Linked DNA regions of Homo sapiens: all the other regions are linked to region 1. The links are chromatin contacts, found by Hi-C or POLR2A ChIA-PET in ENCODE. All regions are on one chromosome and are shown on one strand. Each heading gives the region's core, a stretch centred on a gene start or an enhancer-like site at or near the end of the contact. The rest is flanking DNA. Distances are from core to core; before and after follow the strand shown.

Evidence for each region. A loop is a pair of places that touch in the nucleus more often than their neighbours do. ChIA-PET counts read pairs that join two places held with the same protein, here RNA polymerase II (POLR2A). Pooled maps may share reads with other maps.
Region 2: a map of CD8-positive, alpha-beta T cell shows a loop between it and region 1 (12-fold over the local background). The contact joins the promoter of ABCC10 here to the promoter of SRF in region 1. A Hi-C loop is called at or near these places in 7 of 168 maps with a recorded cell type or tissue (B cell, CD8-positive, alpha-beta T cell, Right ventricle myocardium inferior and 2 more), 24 of 37 single-sample maps with no recorded cell type and 25 of 50 pooled maps. POLR2A ChIA-PET finds 5 or more read pairs at or near these places in 11 of 52 experiments (CD4-positive, alpha-beta T cell, GM12878, H1 and 8 more).
Region 3: a loop to region 1 is called in a pooled map, with 8 times the contacts of the local background. The contact joins the promoter of RPL7L1 here to the promoter of SRF in region 1. A Hi-C loop is called at or near these places in 1 of 37 single-sample maps with no recorded cell type and 11 of 50 pooled maps. POLR2A ChIA-PET finds 5 or more read pairs at or near these places in 5 of 52 experiments (CD4-positive, alpha-beta T cell, HepG2, Panc1 and 2 more).
Region 4: a loop to region 1 is called in a map of B cell, with 19 times the contacts of the local background. The contact joins the promoter of TJAP1 here to the promoter of SRF in region 1. A Hi-C loop is called at or near these places in 6 of 168 maps with a recorded cell type or tissue (B cell, CD4-positive, alpha-beta T cell, CD8-positive, alpha-beta T cell and 2 more), 9 of 37 single-sample maps with no recorded cell type and 16 of 50 pooled maps. POLR2A ChIA-PET finds 5 or more read pairs at or near these places in 11 of 52 experiments (Caco-2, HCT116, HEK293T and 8 more).

What each region holds. Positions count from the first base shown.
Region 1 is chr6:43,169,009-43,172,549 of GRCh38, forward strand. SRF (serum response factor) reads left to right here and starts at 2,261. Exons shown (of 7, transcript NM_003131.4): 1 at 2,261-3,161. The coding sequence starts at 2,649. RefSeq lists enhancers at 1,465-2,194, 3,221-3,541, 3,480-3,541 and a silencer at 2,170-2,749.
Region 2 is chr6:43,425,792-43,428,996 of GRCh38, forward strand. It overlaps ABCC10 (ATP binding cassette subfamily C member 10), which reads left to right and starts at 1,750. Exons shown (of 22, transcript NM_001198934.2): 1 at 1,750-1,966; 2 at 2,177-2,348. The coding sequence starts at 2,188. It overlaps LOC105375065 (a long non-coding RNA gene), which reads left to right. Exons shown (of 6, transcript XR_007059585.1): 6 at 1-223. RefSeq lists enhancers at 1-225, 2,327-2,396.
Region 3 is chr6:42,878,270-42,881,608 of GRCh38, forward strand. RPL7L1 (ribosomal protein L7 like 1) reads left to right here and starts at 1,347. Exons shown (of 6, transcript NM_001366481.3): 1 at 1,347-1,682; 2 at 2,592-2,697. The coding sequence starts at 1,642. RefSeq lists enhancers at 359-1,316, 1,059-1,528, 1,317-2,273, 1,549-1,608.
Region 4 is chr6:43,476,100-43,479,232 of GRCh38, forward strand. TJAP1 (tight junction associated protein 1) reads left to right here and starts at 1,471. Exons shown (of 11, transcript NM_001350562.2): 1 at 1,471-1,529; 2 at 1,988-2,133. RefSeq lists an enhancer at 1,821-2,614.

The DNA of each region.
Region 1 (3,541 bases), core at 1,011-3,510:
ACTCACAGTAAGAAATGCAGTTAATATTGTCATCCATTACACACATACACTGAATTATGAGAAATTGACAATATCCCACCTTCTTGACCTATAAAATGGCAATTTTGTAGGGTTCAACCTATATATAATGCAAACAAACATTTTATGCAACAATATTTGCCCTTGCTTTTTGTGATACCCATTAATTTATTCTTTTAAATGTTGATTGTAGTATACTGAATTGATATCACTACCACTACCAGTAATGACTAGGTTACAATCAACTGCTTTATTTAATCTCCATAATTTTTCGGGCAGGAATAATCACTGCCTCCCATCCCCTTAAACATGCCAAGATGCTTTATCCCTAGGATGAGGTGACTTACTCCAGGTAACTCCTATTGCCTAACCACTGACCAATTACTCTGCCCTTTAGTCTTTATGTCATTAAATCTGCATTAAGAATTTCATGGAATAGGCCCGGCATGGTGGCTCATGCCTGTAATCCCAGCACCTTGGGAGACCGAGGTGGGAGGATCACTTGAGGTCAGCAGTTCGAGACCAGCCTGGACAACATGGCGAAACCCCATCTCTACTAAAAACACAAAATAACTAGCCAGGTGTGGTGGTGGGCACCTGTAATCCCAGCTATTTGGGAAGCTGAGGCAGCAGGAGAATCGCTTGAACTGGGGAGGCAGAGGTTGCAGTGAGTCGAGATCGTGCCAGTGCACTCCAGCCTGGGCGACAGAGCGAGACTCTGTCTCAAAAAAAAAAAAAAAAAAAACTCAGGGAATGGATAGCAGCATTGATGAATATTGCGTCTGGAGAGATCAGATCACTTGTCACTTGTTTCCAGGCACAGGGCTTACCAAGAGGCAGATTCCAGATTTAAATAATTCTGTAACAGCAAAGTCCAAGCTATTTTCACTGCTTTGGAGAAAAGACCCAGACCCAGAGCTTGAACCTCACTTTGCAGCACCCCAGTTCTAATCTTTTAAGTTTTTTTTTTTTTTTTTTTTTTTTTCTGCTGGGCACGGTGGTTCATGCCTATAATCCCAGCACTTTGGGAAGCCGAGGGGGAAGGATCGCTTGAGGCCAGGAGTTCGAAACCAGTCTGGGCAACATGGCAAAACCCCATCTCTACAAAAAATACAAAAATTAGGCCAGAGTGGTGGCGCGCACCTGTAGTTCCAGCTACGTGAGAGGCGGAGGTGGGAGAATCGCTTGAACCCGGGAGGCAGAGGTTGCAATGAGCTCAGATCCCGCCACTGCACTCCAGGTTGGGCGACAGAGCGATACCCTGTGTGAAACTTTTTTTTTTTTCTCCAACGGGCTTTCCAGAGAAGTGTGTGTATGTGCGTGTGTGTGCGCGAGCGTGCTTGCTTGGGCTTAAACTTTCTGTCGGGCCACACTTTCCCAAGTCTTTGCACTGGCTGTAGGGTGGGCTTTATCCTCGGGACGTCCTCCTCCCCAAGTCCAGCCTGCAGCTGGAAGTCTTCACTGATCTCCATCTCTCCTCCCTGATCTCCGTCTCTCCTCCCTGCCCGCCTCAGGACTGGGAGGCCGATCTCTCTCTCTCGCCCTCCCCTCCACCAGCCTTTTCCAGATGTATGTCTGCCAAAGACCCCCCAGTGCAGAGGATGATGAATGAAGATCCTCGAGCCAGCCCGGTGGGAAAGTTTCGTCGCCTACAAAAGCGAGGGAAAGGGAAGGGAAGTTGGGGGTAGGGGAAAAGTTAGAGCTGAGAGGCTGGGGCGCGACGAGTCTGGACACCGGGCGGGGACCCAAGCTCTCTCCGCTCAGCCAATAACTGTGCCTCCCTTAGGAAGGCGTGAGGAAATGCTCCAATCAATCCCTGCACTCCTCCCTTGGAATTTGGGCTGTATTTTTTTATTTACTGCAAACCCCACAATCCACCCAGGGGTTTCCCCAGTGTTTGCCTCCAGCGGTCCCGGTGCCCATTTACTAGTGCTGCTCCCTCTCTTCCGCAAGACTGCGCTCCAGTCCCAGCCTCCTTCTCCGCGGGTGCCTCCCAAACCGTTCTATCATTCTCGGGTTCAGGGAGGCGGAATCGTGCCTGCTCTCCGGTTCCTTTAAGAGGCGTCGGCTCCACCCCTCTCAGAGTCGCGGTCTGACGCGAGATGACAGCAACGAGTTCGGTATGTCTATGCAAATAAGCGCCCTCTTGTGGGCCAATGGGGAGCGGAGGTGCCGGAACCACGGACCAATGGGGCGGGGGCGCTGGGGCTCACCATATAAGGAGCGGCCTCGCCATAAAAGGAAACATTGTATCTCTTTATATGGGGGGAAGGGTCGGGGGATCCCTCCGCCGCCAGCGCGTGGTCCCGGCCCCCTCCACCCGCCGTCTCGGCCGCGGCCAGCAGCCCCTGCCCCCCGGGGGACGCTGACGGCCGCCCGGCGCGCCGCCCTAGCAGACGGACAGGGGGCGCTGCGCGCGGCCTGGGGCAACCCGGGCCACAGGGGCAGGAAAGTGAGGGCCCAGGTCGGCCCGGGCGTGCAGGGGCCCCGGGTTCGCAGCGGCGGCCGCGGCAGCGATAGCGGCACTAGCAGCAGCGGGAGTGCCGGGTTGAGCCGGGAAGCCGATGGCGGCGGCTGCGGCGGCTCCGATTCCTCGCTGACTGCCCGTCCGCCCTCCTGCATCGAGCGCCATGTTACCGACCCAAGCTGGGGCCGCGGCGGCTCTGGGCCGGGGCTCGGCCCTGGGGGGCAGCCTGAACCGGACCCCGACGGGGCGGCCGGGCGGCGGCGGCGGGACACGCGGGGCTAACGGGGGCCGGGTCCCCGGGAATGGCGCGGGGCTCGGGCCCGGCCGCCTGGAGCGGGAGGCTGCGGCAGCGGCGGCAACCACCCCGGCGCCCACCGCGGGGGCCCTCTACAGCGGCAGCGAGGGCGACTCGGAGTCGGGCGAGGAGGAGGAGCTGGGCGCCGAGCGGCGCGGCCTGAAGCGGAGCCTGAGCGAGATGGAGATCGGTATGGTGGTCGGTGGGCCCGAGGCGTCGGCAGCGGCCACCGGGGGCTACGGGCCGGTGAGCGGCGCGGTGAGCGGGGCCAAGCCGGGTAAGAAGACCCGGGGCCGCGTGAAGATCAAGATGGAGTTCATCGACAACAAGCTGCGGCGCTACACGACCTTCAGCAAGAGGAAGACGGGCATCATGAAGAAGGTACCAAGCCGGGGGGCTGGCCGGCCCCGGGGCCCGGTTGGGGTGGGGATGTGCAAAGGGAGCCCGGGAGGACCGCAGAGCCGAGGCGGAGGTGAGAGGCTGCGAGTCCGCAGGAGGTGTGTGGGAGGGGATGGCTCCTGCCCGGGGAGGGCCGAAGGGGAGGGGCCGCCGGGGAAATGTGGGGAGAGGGGAGATCCCGCGAACGCTCGCAACCGTGGGGAAAGGCGCAGAGGTGGGAGTGACCGGCGCCAGAGAGGAAGAGGGCCCTTGCTGAGTGAAGGGGTGAGGAGCGGTGATGGGAGGCTACGAGGCTGCCGGGGAGGTGGATAATGAGAACCCGGGATCAGTAGGTCCAGTGCACTCCGGTGTTCGGACGAGGG
Region 2 (3,205 bases), core at 500-2,999, 260 kb after region 1:
CATGCTCGTTAAGAGTCATCACCACTCCCTAATCTCAAGTACCCAGGGACACAAACACTGCGGAAGGCCGCAGGGTCCTCTGCCTAGGAAAACCAGAGACCTTTGTTCACTTGTTTATCTGCTGACCTTCCCTCCACTATTGTCTTATGACCCTGCCAAATCCCCTTCTGCGAGAAACACCCAAGAATGATCAATAAAAATAAATAAATAAATAAATAAAAAACTGTGATTCATGGGATTCATGGGAGGAGGACAACGTATATCAACATTAACAGAAGTTTGGAAGAAGCTGATTCCAACCTTCACGGATGGACCTTCAAGACATCAGTGGAGGAAGTAACTGCAGATGTGATGGAAACAGCAAGTGAATTAGAATTAGAAGTGGAGCCTGGCCAGGTGCAGTGGCTCACACCTATAATCCCAGCACTTTGGGAGGCCAAGGCAAGCGCATCACCTGAGGCCAGGAGTTCAAGACCAGCCTGGGCCAGGTAGCAAGACTCTGTTAATTAATTACTAAAGATTGTGAAATGCAAACCTACATCTCTTAGTTTTTAAAAATAGGAAAATTAATTCTTGACGTTGAGGGATATGGGGCTTCTTACTGAGATTAAGTGGGATAACCATAATTGTCATTTGTTTAGCTTTTCTTCTTCAAGCACTGTACACACCTATGTAAAGGCGGATACCAACACCATGCCTGACAAACATAATAAAATAAAGATGCAGAAGTAACCTGCCCAACATCCCTCTGCTAAAAGCATTCAAACCCAGGTCCGTATAATTATAAAGGTTATGTTCTTCCCACTGCTTCCTTAAAAGATTTATTGGAGGACTACCCTAGGCAAAGCACTTGCCCTAAGCACTCTAAATTAATTATTCAACTCTCTCAACAGTACTTTAGTATTGGTATTGTCCCTGTTGTACAAATAAAGAAGTTGAGGCTCGGCCGGGGTGGTGGCTCACGCCTGTAATCCCGGCTCTTCGGAAGGCCAAGGCGGACGGATCACGAGGTCAGGAGATCGAGACCATCCTTGCCAACATGGTGAAACCCCGTCTCTACTAAAAATACGAACAAAAAAATTGGCTGGGCGTGGTTGCGCGCGCCTGTAGTCCCAGCTACTCGGGAGGCTGAGGCAGGAGAATCGCTTTAACCCGGGAGGCGGAGGTTGCAGTGAACCGAGATTGTGCCACTGCACTCCAGCCTGGTGACAGAGCGAGACTCCGTCCCCCCCCCAAAAAAAAGTTGAGGCTCAAAAAAGTTAGGTAACTTGTCCAAGGTCATGCAGCCCTAGAATAATAAGGGAAAACAGTGTGTCCCAAAATGGCATTATTTGTCCGTGGGGCAGGTATGTTTGAATTTCCATCCATCCATCTATCTATCTGAGACTGGGGTCTCGCTATGCTGCTTGGACTGTTCTCGAACTCCTGGGCTCAGGCCATCCTCCTGGGATCTACCGGCGCGCAGAGACTACGGGCGCGCAGGGACTACCGAGGCGCGCAACCGTGCCCGGCTCCCCACCTCTTCAAGAAATGGAGATTGCAATGCTTGTGCCAACTAGTAAGCTTACACAGTTGTGAGCGAATACTCCACGTGAGAGGTTATAAATGACGTTGCACTAAGGGAGGGATGGATCCTTAACGCAAGTCAGGCCACAAAAGCGTACCAAAACGCAACTGTGCGTCTGCACCAGCGCGCCTGCGTGCAAAGGCCAGCCGAAGCAGAGAGCAGTGCACATGCGTGCAGCTACCAGCATATGGGCGTGGCGAATAGCGCCGGCTAGGTCTTCCAACCTCTAGGTGGGGTGCCAGCCGGGGCGGGCCCAGCACCCCGGCCGGGCAGTACTTTTTTTTTTTTTGCATACACCAGTTCTCAGGATATCGGAATCCGGTGCACAGCAGCTTCTTCAGGTTTGAGGTTCCGGATGCCTGGGGGCGGAGAAACGGGAGGGGAAAAACAGATGGCAAGGTGGGTGACCAGCGTCCAGAAATCCACTGGGGAAACCTCCTCCCGTTTTTACCCTTGGTACCGCGAGAATGGGCGGGGTCTGGCTTCGGGGCGGAAGCGACGGGCGGTCCCGGTTCCAGGGCGGGGCTGGAGACAGGGAGACCCGGCTGGGAAGTGCAGGCAAAGCCGGCTGTTACCCTGCACAGCCGTCACCCTCAACTTTCCCTTCAGGTGAGGCGTCCATGGAACGACTTCTGGCCCAGCTGTGCGGCAGCAGCGCAGCGTGGCCGCTCCCGCTGTGGGAGGGGGACACCACAGGCCACTGCTTCACCCAGCTGGTGCTCAGCGCCCTGCCCCACGCGCTCCTCGCCGTGCTCAGTGCCTGTTACTTGGGCACCCCGAGGTGGGTAGAGACGGGCGCAAGGCATCTGTCCATGTGTGCCTGCAGATCTCACCCGCGGCCTACATCTTCCGGCAGTGTCACCAGAATAGCGAGGTCTCTGGAGTAGGGCAGAAGTAGAATAAAATCTAAGCATTGCTACTTAGCAGCAATGTGGCTGTTCTTGGGCAAGTACCTGCCTTCTCTGAGTCTCATTGTTGGGAGGTTTAAATGAGATAATGAATTTAAGCATATAGTGCAGCGCCTGGCATGTTTTTAAAGGTCCGATGAGTATCAGAAATCATCAGAATTGTCCATTTTCAGCTACCCGGACTCAGCTGTCATGAATTGGAGGCAGAATTGGGGGAACAACGTTTTTAGCCAAAAGCGATGATGTGTTTAAGTTGTAGGCTCAGTTTCTCACCACTGCAACCCATGAAACCTTAGTGTTTCCAGATTAAGAAAAGCATACCTAGGCTCAGCTGAAGAGGAAGCAGTAGATAGACAAGAAGAGCAAAATCAAACATTAAGCCTTCCCCAATTAAGGGCTATAAGGTGTGGATGCTAAACTCAACTTGATTTTGTATTTAGTTCTTGTATGGCTAGAGATGACTAAAGTTAGTCTCATTCTGGCTGCCGAGAAGATAGGAGGACGGTGTGGTCTCTGCCTTTGGGAGTTCCTAGTCTGATGGGGGGAAGTGTCTCTATCCAAGAGGTCTTTCTTGCTTTCTCATTAGACTGAGTTCCCAAAAGACTGTGCCAATTTTTAATAGCTGCTCTTCTGAGAAGGCTGTCTATGCTAGGTGATTAAACCCTTCTAGACTTTTGTCTCTGTGTAAGAAACAAATCAGGATTCCTCCCAGACCAAGCGGATACACAGC
Region 3 (3,339 bases), core at 97-2,596, 290 kb before region 1:
CTAACAAGGTGAAATCTCTACTAAAAATTCAAAAAATTAGCCAGGCGTGGTGGCGGGCGCCTGTAGTCCCAGCTACTCGGGAGGCTGAGGCAGGAGAATGGCGTGAACCCGGGAGGCGGAGCTTGCAGTGAGCCAAGATCGCGCCACTGCACTCCAGCCTGGGCGACAGAGCGAGACGCCATCTCAAAAAAAAAAAAAAAAAAAAAGCAGAATATCAGCTCCCCACCCGGCCTCCTGAATAAAAATCTGTATTTTAGTAAAATCTTCAGGTGACTCCTATTCACTATTAATGCTTGAGAAGCGCTGCTCTGGAGGTTTCCAGAGATGATAAGACTTGTGTTGTTTTTCAGGATTTTTAATTTTAAAAAAAATTTATTTCTTGTTTTTTTTGAGACTGTCTCGCTCTGTCGCCCAGGCTGGAGTGCAAGTGGCACAAACTCGGCTCACGCAGCCTCCGCCTTCTGGGACTTCAGGCGCGAGCCACCACGCCCAGCTAATTTTTTGTATTTTTAGTAGAGACGGGGTTTCACCATCTTAGCCATGCTGGTCTCCAACTCCTGACCTCAAGTGATCCACCTGCCTTGGCCTCCCAAAGTGCTGGGATTACAGGTGAAAGCCACCGGCCCGACCTACTGTTTTTCAGGATTCTATATAGACTGGGAGGGAAGAACGCAAATTCCGGGCGATGAGAGCTGCATAAGGGTTTTATTTTTATTCTTTTTTTTTCTTTTCTTTTCTTTTTGTTTTTTTGAGACGGAGTCTTGCTCTGTCGCCCAGGCTGGTGGGCAGTGGCGCGATCTCGGCTCACTGTAACCTCCGCCCAAGACGGGGTTTCGCCGTGTTGGCCAGGCTGATCTCGAACTCCTGACCTCAGGTGATCCTCCCGTCTCGGCCTCCCTCCCAAAGTGCTGGGATTACAGGCGTGAGCCACCGCGCCCGGCCTGTGTAACGGTTTTAGACGGGAAGGAAGCATGTTGTAGTTTTCGGTCCAGCAGTAATAGTAACAAACATAGTGCTGACAGACACTGCTAAACGCTTTATCTAATCTCCTGTAATCCTCGTAACGCCATTAGGTAGACCTATTATTACTGTACACCCATTTTATGGGTAATGAAGCCGCAGTATAGAGGGGTTAAATAACGTGTTCAAGGACGCATCGACGGGGCCAAGCAGACGGAATTGCAGCTACCTGCTTTACCACTCTAAGTCCTCAACAAACACTTCCACCTACACGTGAGAGCCAAAGCCATAGCCTCCAAGTTTTTCCACAGAGCGAAAATGTTTCGCGGAGTTTGCCTGTCTTCCTCCCCAGAGACGCAGCACAGCCGCGCCGGAAGTGCGGCGCCGTAGCTAGGAGCGGACGCCATAGGTGCATTGTGGGAAGCACTTTGCTGTCCACAGCCAGGCCGCTTGTGATGAAACTGTAACTTACAAGAAAAGGGCTGGGTTTTGAAAATAACACAGGCTCTAAAAACCCTAAGAAGCGGTGCAACTTTTGGCAGGAATCGGGGTTAGCGGGACCTCAAGGGCTCACTGCGGCTAAGTGAACGCTGACTGGTCCTCCAGCGTGAGCTAGAACAGACGTCTCTATGGTCAAGTAAACAGAGCGTGTGCTGTCTTCCCCATGTGGTGGGGTTGCGCATGATCAGTAGCTGCACCACTAGAAAGATGGCGGAGCAAGAGTGAGTGTTTGGGGCTTTGAATATCTGGAGTGGGGTCTTGAGTATCCGGTGCCATCCACGGTGTTTATGCCTTGGTGGCGGATTCCTGTGGGCTCTAGGAATAGAAAAGGCCACAGTTTACAAAGGGTGGGGGTGAGGAGGAGTAGCGCTGTGGCGGAGGAGGGAGGGGACCGCGGTCAAGTTCGGGTTATCTGGAGAGGCGAGGATTGACTTCAGGCAGCGGGCTGGAGTGCCACAGTTGAATTCACCCAGCCCGACAAGTGTTAACTCTGCAGATAGGCCTGCCCCCGCCCCAACCCCATAGATTCGTCGCTGCTAGTGCCTATGAAGAACTGTGGCCGTGAAAACCCTGTTAACTTATACGAACCCAGAGGCTAAAGGATTCATTATTTTCCGAGGCTTTGGGGATGAGTGACTATTAGGGATGGATTTATGAGGCCTGGAGTCAGAAACCGCAGGTTTCAGGGGAATCTTTCTTCAGATACTTGAAAACAGTAATGTTCCCTAAAGCCCAGGATATTGAATTGGTTTGGAAATCCATTGAATGTTCGTTTTCTTTTTTGTTGTTGTTTTTGTTTTGAGACGGAGTCTTGCTCTGTCCCCCAGGCTGGAGCGCAGTGTCGGGATCTCGGCTCGGTGCAACCTCCGCCTCCCGGGTTCAAGCGATTCTCCTGCCTCAGTCTCCCGAGTAGCTGGGATTACAGGCGTGCGCCACCACGCCCAGCTGATTTTTTATTTTTAGTAGAAACGGGGGTTTCACCATGTTGGTCAGGCTGGTCTCGAACTCCTGACCTCAGGTAATCCACCCACCTCGGCCTCCCAGAGTGCTGGGATTACAGGCTTGAGCCACCGAGCCCGGCCAAGTGTTCTTTTCTAAATGTTATCTCTGATCTCAATTTTCTGCATCAGGCAAAGAAAAATCCCTTTGGTTCCAGAAAATCTCCTGAAAAAGAGGAAGGCTTATCAAGCCCTCAAAGCCACCCAGGCAAAGCAGGCACTTTTGGCAAAGAAGGAGGTAATGGTGGGGAACCAAGAGAAAGTAATTAGAATTTTTATTTGGTGAGTTTTATCCCGCATGTGTTGGACTACATTTGGTATTGACGAGCTCCCCCCAACGGTTTGACAGACCAGGTATAGTTGTCTCTCAGTGTCCTTAAGGGGTTGGTTCCAGGACTCCCACAGATGCCTAAATCTCAGACTGCTGAAGTCCCTTATATAAAATGGTTGTAGTAGGCCGGGCGCGGTGGCTCACGCCTGTAATCCCTGCACTTTGGGAGGCCGAGGCGGGCGTATCACGAGGTCAGGAGATCGAGACCATCCTGGCTAACACGGTGAAACCCCGTCTCTACTAAAAATATAAAAAATTAGCCGGGCATGGTGGCAGGCTCCTGTAGTCCCAGCTACTCGGGAGGCCGAGGCAGGAGAATGGCGTGAACTCGGGAGGTGGAGGTTGCAGTGAGCCAAGTTCGTGCCACTGTACTCCAGCCTGGGCGACAGAGCGAGACACTCTCTCAAAAAATAAATAAATAAATAAATAACTGGTTGTAGTATTTGCATATAATCTATACTCCTTCCGCCTATGTAGTTTAAATCCTCTCTGGATTGCTTAATAGCTTTATTTATTTATTTATTTATTTTGAGGCAAGAGTCTCACTCT
Region 4 (3,133 bases), core at 221-2,720, 310 kb after region 1:
GTCAATCACCAACCTCCATACCATTTATTCATTCAATAAATATTTACTGGCCGGTGCAGTGGCTCACACCTGTAATCTCAGCACTTTGGGAGGCTGAGGCAGGTGGATCACTTGAGGTCAGGAGTTCGAGACCAGCCTGGCCAACATGGTGGAATGGTGGAACTCCCATCTCTACTAAAAATACAAAAAATTAGCTGGCATGCGCCTGTAATCCCAGCTACACAGGAAACTGAGGTGGGAGAATCACTTGAACCCGGGAGGCGGAGGTTGCAGTGAGCCGAGATCGCACCACTACACTCCAGCCTGGGCAACAGAGTGAGACCCTGTCTCAAAAATTAATTAATTAATTAAACAAACAGAATAAAAAAAATCTATTGAATACCTACTATGCCAGGCATTGTTTTAGACACTGGGGATACTGTGATGAGCAAGAAAACATCCCAGACCTCTGGAGTTTGCTTTGTAGTGGGGAGATGATCAATAAACAATAAATATTTAATATAATGTCAGATAATGATAAGTACTATGAATGAAAACATTAAAGCAGGGTAAAGGAGAATAGGGATGCTGATTTAGATTGAGTGGCCAAGGAAGGCTTCTCTAAAGTGATGACACTTGAGCAAAGACACAAATGAGAGTCAATATTTGGAGGAAGAACATTCCAGGTATGGGGAATAGCAAATTTAGAGACCCTGAGGCAGAAATATGCTTAATGCATTGGAGGAAAACATGCCATTTATTCATTAGGCAATTATTGTGTGCCAAGCACCTGCTAGGGAGTATGAAGATGCAATCAAACATAGTTTTTGCCCTGAAGAAGCAGCAGGGCAAAAGTGGTATAACATGTAAATAAATAATTACACTGCACGGGACAGCTACAGTAAAGCTATGTACAAGTTGCTAGTGATGCCCAGCAAAAGGAGCACTAAAGGGAAATCTTTCTGGGGGAGGTGACATTTTAGCTGATGGTTTGAAGGAATAGGAGGAATTGATGATGCAAAGGAGGAGGAGAGAGATTAGACATCTTAAGGCCCGATGTCCTGAAAACAAAGGACAATTTGGGAACCTGAAGTTCCCAGGAGAGGCAAAAAATGAGGCTGATGAAGGTGGAAGAGCCTGGATCATGCGGATCTTTGAATGCCAAACTGAAAAGCTGGTTTTATTCTCTGGATGACGGGGAACCAGTAGCACGATTCTCTCTCCCACTGTATCTTTGAGATGTGTTCCCCTATTCTTTTTTTTTTTTTTTTTCTTTCAGTACTGGATTCTTTCCCCGCTTCCCGCTATTGCCCTGCTCCTGACACCTCCTTCCTTCTGTGGCCAGTCCTCCAATCCCTGCTTTCAGGAGAGCCCCATTTTTCACCATCACCTACCTAGTGTCCCACCTCCCCAACCCGAGGCCCCGCCCCCATGGCCCCGCCTCAGATGACGCGACACGCCAAGTGCGTGGGGATTCCCGCGGCCCTGGCCACTACCCGGCCTGCCCCGCGGCAAGATGGCGGCCTGAACGCAGCTGGCAGCGGCGGAAAGTTTGTTGTGGGGTTGGAGTAGTCGGGCGGGGAAGCCAGAGTTGGGGAGGATTGCGGGGGCCCTAGCCTGTAGTAGGGGCGAAGGGGGTACTGGCTCCAGGGTTGAAAAGAGGAGATGGAATGGAGTAAGGTCCGAGGCGGAGAGGAAAAAAAGGAGCTGGGGCGGACCGGGGCCCTAGGGTCCAGTGGCAGCCCTAGGGGAGGGGGATTTGGGGGCGGGGCAGCCAGAAGTAGGTGTTGTGCAGGCCCTGGAGAAGCAGAGTCACAAGTTGGAGGAAAATTTCTTAGCCGCGAATAAAGAAGCCTGGAGCGTGGGATAGAGGCCCGACTGTATCTGGCCGGCCAGAGGGGAAAGGGATCTTTCTAGTAGAGTGGGATAGTGAGGAAGAGAGATCTGGAGGATGCCGGGCAGATCTGCTAAGGAGGGAACTAAAGCCAGTCAAATGACCCTCTTCTAGGCTTAGATCAGCCTTTCCACAGCTGTTAGCAGCATCTGCCCCAATTTCAGCTGAAGATTCAGGTGCCCCAGGGACTGGAAGAAATTACAGTGCCTACTTGGAAAGAAGAAGAGATAGCGACTTGCCCCAGTCCAACCCCAGAGCGGGTAAGGTGGCTTCCAGTGACAGGTTTCTGGCTGGCATGCTCCCTGGGAGGAGGATGCATGGGCTTAGAGTGATGCCAAGAAACATTTGGTCTGAAAAGGGCTCACTTTTATAGAGTTTGTCCTTTGTCTGAGGTCCTTAAGTTAGTGTTTGGCGTAGATTGCAGGCTGACTTTTGAGAGTTGGTGTAGAATTAAGCCTTGTGTGCCTTCACCTATGCAAGTAAACCTGGACAGAGGCCTAGAGACCAGGCCGAAGGATGTTAACACATCCCTGTCACAAGCAGTTTCCTACATGCTCATTGTTTCTGCTTCAATATCCCCATCACTTCTTCACTTTGGCGTCCTGCCTGGAAGTGGAGATTTGTGGGTGACAGATGGTGGGGAGTCACGAGAAAACAAATTCTGATCGTGTTCACTGACCATTTAGGTACCTGCTGTCACTGACTCCTGAATTCATTCTCGCTGTGTGTCTACTTTTGCTTTTTTGGTAAGAAGGGCTCATTAGTGTTCCTCTGGGGATGTGGATTTTGGTGGGGGTATCAGAGGTGAGGGAAAGGCAGGTTGGGATTAGAGAGAAAAAATGTAGATCAGTTTCTGGTAAGAGATCAAGTGGACTGATGTAAAGCTCTGGGAATGTTTAGCACCGCACTGCCTATCCTTGAGACCCCTAATATTTGAGAGCTACTTTACAGTTGGACAAGTGTGGTGATGCAAAGAAAGGATCATGGAACTTGCTCTTTTCTTTTCTGGTAGTTTTTTTCTCTCCTTTGTAATCTTCCCATCAAACCACTTTTGAAAAATATCAGTCTCAGTAGCCAAACTAAGCATGGCCTGAGAGGTAGTGGATTTGGTGTTGGAGAGAAAGGAAAGGGACTGGAGCCAGAGAACACAGTGAATGTGGCCTTCACTTCCTTTGGTGAGTGTTTTGCCCTAGCCAGAGTTGGGAGTAGCCTTCTTATTGAAGCCTGCTTCAGGATCAGCATCGCTTCATGGTGGACTAG